Regions from separate parts of the Homo sapiens genome. Here region 1 is linked to region 2. Evidence: chromatin contacts called from ENCODE Hi-C data. All regions are on one chromosome and are shown on one strand. The core of a region is the stretch at or near the end of the contact, and the rest is flanking DNA. Distances in the headings are between cores, read along the strand shown.

Region 1 (5,526 bases), core at 86-2,585, 240 kb after region 2:
AAATCCTTAGTAACCGACAGCATATTAAGGCTCTGTTTCTACCAGCAACCACAGAGATTTTGTCCTGGAAGAAAGCAATAGAAAGTGGTATCCTGGATAGAGATCTTGCCAATAACTTAAAATCGATTTGTATACCTGATGTGATGCCCCACATGCAACTAGCAGACTCTGCAGAACAAAATATTAATCCTGGAGCAGCAGTTCTACCGTGCAGCAAGAGCCACCCTAAGGCCACAGCAAGCCAGAGTGAGAATCTGTTGTTCCAGCTGATGACTCACAGCTATATTAATGTGCAAAATGGACAGAGGCTGCTTCTGTTAGATAAAGAGCTGATGGAGACACTAACATCCAGAGATGAGTATCAAACAAGTCCTCCAAAAGTGGTTGAAATTGGGCATCAAAGGCAAAAAACTCCTGAGGGATTGCAAGAATCAGCTAATGTGAAAATCTCAGGAACTTTCAGCAGTGGGTGGACTGTGAGGCTGCCTGAGTTCCAGTTTTCTTCTCAGAACAAAGAATATCCCGATCGGGAAGATTGCACTACAGAAAAAGGCAAAAAGACCACTGTAGAAACAGAAGATTCTTCTGTAGAGAACCCTGAACAGGATCTGTTTGTAGAACAAAAAGAGAGAAATCCAAACATTGATGCTTTGAAGGTAATAAATAAAGTCAAATTAGAGGTACAAAGGCAGTTGATAGGTACCCAAAGGGAAGACCAAACAGCAGTGTCTGTCAGAGAAAATGCCAGCAGGGGACACCTCCTGACCATACCTCCTGCTGAGGCGGAAGGTGTGCCGTTGGTGGTTGACAAAGATGTTTTTTCTGTTGAAACACCAAAGAAAGAACATCAACCTCTAAGAAACACTTCCTTTACATGTCAGAATGAACAAGCACACACTCTTGAGACTGAATATATTCATGATGAAACTGGAGGATCTCACATAAAACCCCAAAGCAAAAAGTTACAAGTTCAGGTAAAGAAAACTCTAGGTATAAAGTTAGAACTAAAGTCTGAAACTGATGGGAATGTTCATCCTCTGGACAAAAAGGAAATGTTAAAGAAAACATTTCTGGCTAAGGATGACCATAAAGAAAGTCAAGAAGCACAGAACATCGCAGGTGGTAGTATGATGATGTCAGAAAAGACCGATGAGGAAGATAGTGGCAGGGAAATTTTTCTGTCATGCAGTCATCCATTAGAATTGCTTGAAGAAGCTACCTTAAATGTATTATCTGCACAGTTACTAGATGGTGGTATCTTTCATGAACAAACAGGTCAAAAGCTCTTACTAAATGAAGCAATATCCCGAGGCATTGTGCCAAGTCACACTGCCGTGAAGCTTATGGAGAAGCTGAACATGTTTCAGGGGTTCTTTGACTCTCAGACTTGTGAGTCTTTGACAACTGAAGAAGTCATTAATGAAGGTCTGATGGATGAGAAATTATTACATAATGTCCTCATGGCAGACAAAGCTATAAGTGGTGTCTTAGACCCCCGTACCCAGACACTGTGCTCTGTAAAGGATGCAGTTACAGTTGGACTTCTTGACAAGGAAACAGCCACCAGAATTTTAGAGAGGCAGGTGGTGACTGGTGGAATTATTGATCTGAAACGAGGCAAAAAAGTTTCAGTAACTTTGGCCTCAACTCTTGGCTTGGTGGACGTTGCTGACCAGCCAGAACTTATAAATCTGGAGAAAGCTTCCAAAGGTAGAGATGCTGAAAAAACAGTTAGGGAGAGATTAATTAGTTTACAAATGGAAACAACAGGACTTATAGACCCTGATAGTAAAGCACCTTTAACAGTTGTGCAGTCCATTGACAGAGGTCTTTTGGAGAGAGAGGAGGCCGTTCGTTTGTTGACTAAGCAAGTGGTAGATGGAGGTATCATTCACCATATATCTGGGATGAGACTTTCTGTTGATAATGCCTTCAGACATGGCTTAATTGGTGAAGATTTAGCCGAGAAACTCAAAAGAGTTGAGAACTTAAACATCCATCAGATTTTTAATCCTGAAACGAAGGAAAATATTTCCCTCCCTAAAGCCATAAAATTAGATCTTATTACCTCAGACCTGAAAAGAGAAATCCAGGAGGTTCAGGCCTTTACTGGAAACTTTGTGGATCTCATTTCTGGTCAGAGATTGACCTTGGCAGAAGCTAAAAAAGAAGGACTGTTAACTAATGAAGCAGTATTGTCTCCAGGAATGATGCATGGCATTGTAGATCCCGAGAACTGCAGAATTGTCCCCTACTCAGAATTAGTCAAGAAATGTAAGATTGATATTGAATCTGGACAGAGATATCTAGAAGTAATTCCCTTCTCAGACATTAAAGATGGGGTGAGCGACAAAGTGCTTACATTGTCTCAAGCAATTCAGCTTGGAAAAGTAGACTTTGCATCTACGCTGAAGGTTCTAGAAGCCCAGGCAAATACTGGTGGAATCATAGATACTGCTACTGGAAAAAGACTGACATTGGCATCAGCTTTGGAAGAGAAACTGGTGGATGAAAACATGGTCAGAATTATTGCATCTCATCAGGTGTTAAATGGAGGAATTGTTGACATATTTAGTGATCAGAGAGTGACTTTAGTAGAAGCTATTGAGAAAAGACTGATCAGCCCTGAACTGGCAAATATGATCCAAATAGATAGTTCAGAGTTCAGCGATCACAGGGCTCAGATTGAAAAGCAAGAAGGGATTGAAGTGTGTGCATTACAAAATGAATTTCTAGGAAAGGATATGTTAATTGCTTGTAATCAGACTGCTGAAATGAGTTGTAATAAAGTAGAAGAGAGTGAGAGATTATTTCAAGTTGAAAATCAGTCTGCACAAGAAAAGGTTAAAGTGAGAGTTTCTGATGGGGAGCAGGCAAAAAAGAGCAGGGAAATTTCCTTAAAGGAATTTGGGTGCAAGGATCAACGTAAGCCAAGAATGTCTTCAGATGCTAAAGAATTTATCAGTATCATAAATCCTCATAATCTTAAAGGTAAATCCTTGGGCCAAGTGTCATTGACACACCCTTACTCTGAATGTGATTTTAAACTTAAAGAAGTGGCTAGAAATAACATGGGAAATGATACAAATGAAGAGCAGGAAAAAGCAGTGACAAAAATAGAAATTATTTCTCATATGAAGCAGTCTACCTCATGTCTAGATTCTGAAGAAATAAGAGAAAATCAAGGGGAAGTGATTTTGGAAGTACAAGAAACATATTGTGAAACGTCAGGCAAATTGCCGAGTGAGCAGGTTTTGCAGCAACCAATGAATGCTCGGGTGAAAAGTAAGAGAGAGAAGAGGGAGGTGATTGTAGAAGAAAGTATCAGAACATGCAAACCAGCATTTCTTTCTGAAGAAAAGTTGTATCAGGAAACTGCCATTAGAGATGAGCATGACTCCCATATAAAGAGCCAACCTAGGGAAATGACCTCAAGTGAAAAAGGGAAAGAAGCTGATACAGAAATGGGATTTTCTATTACTTTTAAAATTGAAGAGTCCTCTTCCCAAGTGGTACCTCAAGGAATTTCTGTAAAACATTTAGATGCTTTAACACTCTTCAGCTCTAAACAGGCCAATGAAGGAAAAGTAAACAATTTAAGTCTCTGCTTGACTTTAAAACCAGAAGAAAACTTATCTCGAGAAATTGCCTGTGGGGCCCAGAGTGAACCATTCCCTTGTATGACCCCAAGACCTGAAGGATTGCACTACCAGGAATCAGATGGAAAAGCCCAAGTGACAGGCCCATCCCAAATTTCCAAAACAGACAAGTCTTTCCAAGGAACCACCAGACAGGAGACCAACTATCAAGATTCCTGGGTTACTTCGAAAACTAAGGAAACCAAACATCAAATTTCCTCATCTAATGAATGTAAAGAAAAGTCATACCAAGAAGTATCTTTTGACCCAGCAAGAGGTCTTAAATTGGAAGAAATCACAGTTTCTAGACCAGATTCAAAAGAAGTCAGGTATCTAGAATTCTCAGACAGAAAAGACCTTCATCATCAGGGCAGCAAAAGTGATGATAAACTTTGTGGAACTCTCAAATCTGAAATAGCAACACAGGAACTAACTGGAGAGAAATTTCTAGAAATGGCAAACCCTAATGTTGCAGGTCTAGAAGCAGGATCCATTGAGGACATAGTGACTCAGAGAGGTTCCAGAGTCTTGGGATCCTTTCTTCCAGAGAAACTGTTCAAAGGAGTGTCTCAAAAAGAGAATACAGGGCAACAGAATGCCATCATTAGTCCTACTGTTCTAGAGACCAGTGAAGAAAAGACAGTGTCCCTAACAGTATGCTCTGCAGTGAAGACAGAGAAGACACCACAGGAAAAGCTCAGAGAAAGCCCTGGCAGTGAACAAACTCCCTTCATGACTGCACCTGAAGGAAAGGGAAATGGAGGTGTAAACCCAGAGCCCTTCAGAGCAACTCAGGTCAGTGGTGTGCTTTTTTTTTTTTCTTCCTAAAGATACAATTAGTTTAATGCTAAAATTCTTAACTGGGTACAGAGTTTACATATGTGTAATTGTATGCCTCTATACATTTTAAGGCACTAGATGATTCTCTAAGATATAACTTAGTTTATCATCATCTGTTTGTAGCAAAGTTGTTGGAAAATTAGGCATTGGCTCTGAATGTCTTTCTGAAATCTGCAAGGGTTTTAAATAGAAACGAGCTAATAGAAATACTAGGATGATGCTACCTGAAATCAGAATAGCTTTTGGAAATTTTGGTAAAATGATGCTTGTAGATTGATAGCTCTGAGCTTCTGCTCTCTGAGGAAATTGGTAAAATCACCTTTGTCTATTGATTTGAAATGACTTAAACAAAGTGTTTTATTTTATCCCACTCTATGTGCAGTAAAAATTGCTTCTATTTGTCTAACAAAAACCCCTGCCTGCTTTAAAGCTGACTTACAGGAGAACGTCAGAACTGAGTCAGCTTTCTTTTTGGCTCCACAGAATGTATTTACCCGGCAACTCTGTTTAGAACATGATGAAAAGCTAGTATCCTATCTGTCTCTGTTACGGAACATTGAAATGAGGACCAAACAGATTCAACCTTTGGAGCTAAACCTGGCAGAACTACAGGATCTGCTGTGTCAGGCCAAGGTAGGTTCCCAGAGACTTCCACCACAGACACCAGCTTCAAGATAGCTGCCTCCATCTTCCTTGAAGATTTCAAGACTTACTAGAACCTGCTTGCACTCTATTCTAGGGTAAACAATCTCAGACCCTTGTCAGATAATTATGGGATGGGCTACATTTGGATAGACCGGATAAAATTTATACAGGATAAACTTGAACAGACCTTGGATTTGGCTATCAATGTAATTACTACCATTTTTTTTTTTTTTTTTTTTTGAGATAGAGTCTTGCTCTGTCACCCAGGGTGGAGTGCAGTAGCGGTGATCTCGGCTCACTGCAACCTCCGCCTCCCGGGTTCAAGCAATTCCCCTGCCTCAGCCTCCCGAATAGCTGCGACTATAGGCACCTGCCGCCACGCCTGGCTAATTTTTCTTGTTTG
Region 2 (5,555 bases), core at 2,245-4,744:
AGGCTGAAAATGGGGAGACTGCCATGGTTAAAAATAACTTGTGCACTGCAGTTGGGCGTGTTTCTTTAGCAGGAGAGGAGAGAGGCAGCAGAGACGAGGCGGGACTGCGACTTTAGGGTCTTGCTGAAATCTTCATGTGATTTTAGAATGCTGTGGGGGCTCCACCAGAGTAATGGAAAAGGCAGCCTTAGCTCTGCAGGGACTCCTTCACAGGAGGTGCAGGGGGGCATGTCTGGGAGACCCTGGATGCTCTGAAGCTCTCTGAAGCAGAACTTTAATTGTGGGAGGAAATGAAGTCAGTCTTACGCTGGAAGCCAGCTGTGGCCTGTGCAATTTTCTCCTCCCCCTGGATCTTGCTTATGAAGCCAAGTGGGGGTGTCTGAATCACTCTCACCAAATAGAGATCTTCCCTTTCCCTGGCCCACTCCGTGTCCTGAGCTGGTCTTAGGGCCTCGCCCTTGCTTGAGAGGCCTGATGGGGCAAGCCTGGTGGTCACACATGTCAGAGTAGAGAGGGATGTCGGGGCTGAGAAACCTGCTGATTTCAGTCTACAAAGCCAAACAGGTTTTAGGGTGCTGAACCTTGTTCTTCTTCCCATCTTCCTGTTCTCATCCTTTCCCTACATTTGTTTCTCCTTCTTCTTTGCCAGCCATATTCTCAACTCCCTAAGCCCAGCCACATTCAAATGTAACAAGAGTCACTAATGAAAGTGTCTTGTTTCGGTTTATCAGCTTTATGGTTTACACAGAGATTTCAAAATAACTCTGTTAGGCAGGACATATGTTAGCATCCGAGGCTCAGAGGGTTTAGGGGACTTGCCTATAGTTACACAGGACTGGTAAACACAGATCTTCTAACTCCAAGTACATTGCTATTTCTTTTTTTTTTTGAGACAGAGTCTCACTTTGCCACCCAGGCTGGAGTGCAGTGGCGCAATCTCAACTCACTGCAACCTTCACCTCCCGGGTTCAAGCAATTCTTCTGCCTCAGCCTCCCGAGTAGCAGGGATTACAGGCGTGTGCCACCATGCCCAGCTAATTTTTGTATGTTTAGTAGAGATGGGGTTTCTTTTTTTTTTTGGAGATGGAGTCTCGCTGTCGCCCAGGCTGGAGTGCAGTGGTGCAATCTCTGCTGGATCTCAGCTCACTGCAGGCTCCGCCCCCTGGTTTCACGCCATTCTCCTGCCTCAGCCTCCTGAGCAGCTGGGACTACAGGCGCCTGCCACCTTGCCCGGCTAATTTTTTGTATTTTTAGTAGAGACGGGGTTTCACCATGTTAGCCAGGATGGTCTCCATCTCCTGACCTCGTGATCCGCCCGCCTCAGCCTCCCAAAGTCCTGGGATTATAGGTGTGAGCCACCGCGCCTGGCCCGAGATGGGGTTTCACCATGTTGGTCAGGCTGGTCTTGAACTCCTGACCTCAGGTGATCCGCTTGCCTTGGCCTTCCAAAATGCTGGGATTACAGGCGTGAGCCACCGCACCCGGCCCTGTACATTGTTATTTCTATTTCCTTAGGCAATACCTGGCAACCAGCCCAGTCTGAATCTTCTGTAGTTGACAATCTAAATCTCCACACTCACCTGAGAGACTTGGTCACTTCCGGGAAAGGCCTCAGGATCCTGGTCTATAGAACCAGGAAAGGGGAGAGACAAAGATCTTGGAAAATTTGCCTCTTCCCCTCTGGCTCTCTGTCTTTAGTGAAGAGCAGTAGAAATATCCTTACTTAATGGTGGGGAGCAACAAGGAAGTGGGGCGCTAGGGAGCTTACTGTAGCAAGGAGTACAACCCCAAAGGGTAGAAACAAAGAGAGGAAGAAATGATGTATCCCTTGGGACCTGTGGGGAGTATATTGAGAACAGGGTGCAAGACAGGGTGTCACATGGCTGTACACTGCACAACCCTTGGGGGTGCGATTCACATCACATTTGTTGTCATTGCAGACGTGTACATTTATTATTACAAGTTTCCTGCAGATGGCAGTAACATGTTTTGAAGAAGGGCTCATGTTTGGGCTAGGGCACGGTAGGGTGCAGGAAGATTCCACCATCTACCCATCAATCAGGTATTCATTCATCTAACATCACATAATCAGGACCCTCCCTGTCCTTGGCATTGATATTCAAAGATGACTGAAGATGTGGTCCCTTCTGCATGGAACTCAGTCTAGTGGAGAGGACAGAAGGGAGAAAAGGCCGGGTGTAGTGGCTCACACCTGTAATCTCAGCATTTCGGGAGGCCGAGGCAGGAGAATCATTAGAGCTAAGGAGTTCAAGACCAGCCTATGAGACCCTGTCTCTATTTTTTTTTTAAGTAGTTAGAAGGGAAAAAATAATTATATCCCCGTATGTGTTGTGAAAAAGGGGAGTGCAGTGACTCAGAGCTAAGGATTGGATCCCTCTCTGGTTGTTCATTTATTCATTCCTTCAACTAAAAAAGGGGTTAAGCTATGTGCCAGTAGAAAGCATCTATGGGATTCATTCCTAGGAGTATCAGCAAATGCTGCTGAAATAATCATTCCCAACATCTGCTCCATTGTGGCCTTCTAGTCAGACGACAATTGTCTCTCTGCACAGCCCTTGTTTCAGTTGGCTTTATATTCACGTTCATTGTTCCCAGGTTCATTTCCCTCACCAGCTCTGGAGGTCTCTGTAGTCAGGAGTCCCATCTTACCCTTTTTGCCCTGGGACAGAGAGCCATGAGAGCACTACCTGGTCAGAAGCTGGAGCTTACTCCTCTGGGCCCATGTGTCTCTCCTCCAAGTTGGGAGCTCTGAGAAGACATCTCACAGGCACCTCTCTGCTTCATTCATTCATTCAATAAAAAAAATGGATTAAGCTCCTGCCATGTGCCAGGCACTGCGGAGATAACTGAATCTGGAGTTACAAGACTTAGGCAAATGACCTCACTTCTTGGATCCTCAGTTTCCTTATCTATAAAAGGGAGATGGTGATAAAGGGTGTAAAAGGGAAATGAACGAGAATCAGAATGTGCTGGAAAAACACAGGTTCACATGGCCCGTTACTGCACTTAACAGTGTCATTCCTTGTAACCTCCCTGGCAGCCAGATGAGGCAGTGGAGACTCAGGAGGCCAGCAGTTTCCCAGGCCAGCAAAGAAGGAGCCCAAGCCTCTTATTTCTGTCCCCTTCTTTTGTTCTTTAGGCCTTTGTCAGGGAGCAGATGGAAGTGGCTTATTCTGGCCAAGCCGTGAGTGGGAAGAAGGGAATGCAGGGATGGGAAATGGAACCCTAAAGACAATCTCATTGGGAATCCTTACTCCTCAGCTGCCAAACTTCCTTGCCCTGAGGCTCTTCGAGTTTTGTATCCAGGAAGGCTCCTCCTCCTTCCCAGCTTCTCTACTTCTTCCTGGCAGTGTCCTCAGAGTCTCTGGCCCTGTCCTGGAGCTTGGTTTCAGTAGCAGCAGAGAAGAGCAGAGGAGAGTGCCCTGAAAGTGGGGCAGAATGAATTGTAGCTACACACCACCAGCTCAGCTCCAGCTCTTTGAAAGTAAATCTGGGTCACATTAGCTGTGGGCTGGAACATGACCACGTGGGCAGAATTCTGTGCAGGCAGCAGAAAAGACAGCCAATCTGTCCTTTCTCTGAGGTGCAGGGCCCCTGTGGGACCCCAGTTGGTGAGGGAAGGTGGTTTCTGGATTGCAAGGTGTAATGCCATCTTAATGCCATCATGCTTTTCTAATGACATCCTAGGTGACATAGAGAAAGGTATGGAATGGCAGTTTGGCTCATGCCTTTCTGTTTGTTATGGGAGAAGCCTAGGCTGAAGGTAGGAATGCAGAGGAAGGACTGGTTACTTTGGGGACTGTGGAAGGCCATCATTTCTCAGTCTCATGGGCTCAGGGGTTAGATGCCACCAGAGTAGCTGACACTGCAGCAGGATCTAGGGCTGCACTTGTTCTTTATTTCAGCAGTCCTCCCCTTGAGGAAAGGTCTGTGAACAGATCCATCATCACTAAAGTGTTATATGGAGCCTGGCTGGCCTCCTTTTTCTGGTTGCTGTGGCTAGGGCCTGCCATGATTTGGCCCGGCCACTGCTTGTTGCCACATGTCAGTTACAAGCCTGCCAGCCTGAAAGCCCTGTCTTGGCTTTCCTGTAGGAGCAGAATAGGTGTCCCTTGCTGGAATCTCTGCCTGGATCTGGGATACTGCTACAGGGAAGGTCTGAAGCCCCTATAACTTGAAGGGTGATGATTATGAGCTGAAGCTTCTGTCTTAAGCTGTGCCCCACCCCTACCCCAGAAGATACCAGGCTTTTGCCTTGTGGTCAGGGGAGGATTCTGCCTGGGGCCTCAGTGGATGTCTCTGGGATGCCCTCCCCCACTCATTCACACATTTCTTCATGTGCTCACTCTTCCATTCATTCACGCAAAGGGCTGGCTTTGGGAGTCAGCTGGAGCCCTAGTTTCATTGCTCACTTGCTAATTGGGTGACCCTGGGACGTTAGTCACTTCATTGAGCCTCAGTTTCTTACAGTTAAAATGGGGGAGCAAGAGCACTACCTCAGAGACTTGCACAGTAGATTAAATAAGGTAGTTGGGAGTAGGATGCTTGGCCCAGTACCTGCTATATATTCAGCCCTTGATAATTTTTTTTTTGAGACAGAGTCTCGCTCTGTCACCAGGCTGGAGTGCAGTGGCACGATCTCGGCTTACTGCAGCCTCCACCTCCCAAATTCAAGCGATTCTCCTGCCTCAGCCTCTGGAGTAGCTGGGACTACAGGTGTGCGCCACCATGCCCAGCTGATTTTTGTATTTTTAGTAGAGACCCATGGTGGGTTTCACCTTGTTGGCCAGGATGGTCTCAATCTCTTGACCTCGTGATCCACCTGCTTTGGCCTCCCAAAGTGCTGGGATTACAGCCACTGCACCCGGCTGCCCTTGATACATATTAGCTCTTTTCATGAATATCATTCATTCACTCATACACTTGTTCATAGATTCATGAATGTGCTGATTTATCCCCTTGCTTATTCACTGATTACACACTTGCTTATTTAACAAATATCCCTAGGGCTACTTTGCTCTAGGCTCAGACTGCACTTCAGAGCCCAGCTCCTGCCTATGAAGACCGTTAGAATGCAGCATGAACTGAGCTACGTTGCAAGTCCAAAGAGTTTTGAGGAAGTTCTGGAAGGGAAGGCACTTCTACTCCTGCCCCTCCCTGGCTTAGAGCAATGATAGTATTTCTTCTGGGGCTGGGAAAAGAAATAGGAATTAGCCAGGACAACCTGAAGAGACAGGGCACTTCCCGGTGGTTTGCATCTATTCTTGCTCTCCTTTCTTTGGCTTTCGTAGGAAGGAAAGAAGGAAAATGAAGAGAGAACAGCTGGTGAGAATTAGGAACTAAAGAATCTAGACGGTGGTTTGGGGAGTGAACTCTGGACTCAGTTTAGGAGCACCTTAGAGCTGGTGCCAGCTGGGTTCCTCCGGTGAATAATAGCTGGTAAAGTCACTGTGTAGAGTCCTAGATGGGTGCCAGGCATTTTACATACATCATTTAATCCTCATAGAACCCTGGGAAGTAGTTGCTATTCTCAA

What was found. Hi-C counts contacts between places; a loop is a spot of excess contacts on that map. Pooled maps may share reads with other maps.
Region 1: a loop to region 2 is called in a map of esophagus muscularis mucosa, with 2.9 times the contacts of the local background. The contact joins two enhancer-like sites. A Hi-C loop is called at or near these places in 3 of 168 maps with a recorded cell type or tissue (GM12878, esophagus muscularis mucosa and psoas muscle), 4 of 37 single-sample maps with no recorded cell type and 4 of 50 pooled maps.

Annotation. Positions count from the first base shown.
Region 1 is chr1:39,332,221-39,337,746 of GRCh38, forward strand. It overlaps MACF1 (microtubule actin crosslinking factor 1), which reads left to right. Exons shown (of 101, transcript NM_001394062.1): 37 at 1-4,433; 38 at 4,962-5,111. Among named protein-coding and RNA genes, the nearest start is that of MACF1, 130 kb to the left of the region's middle. Within about 2 kb of position 1,336, at least 3 of the 41 ENCODE cell types and tissues checked have a DNase peak (open chromatin) inside an H3K27ac peak, as active enhancers do.
Region 2 is chr1:39,086,902-39,092,456 of GRCh38, forward strand. It overlaps a transcript of MACF1 not described here. Among named protein-coding and RNA genes, the nearest start is that of NDUFS5, 63 kb to the left of the region's middle. Within about 2 kb of position 3,495, at least 5 of the 41 ENCODE cell types and tissues checked have a DNase peak (open chromatin) inside an H3K27ac peak, as active enhancers do.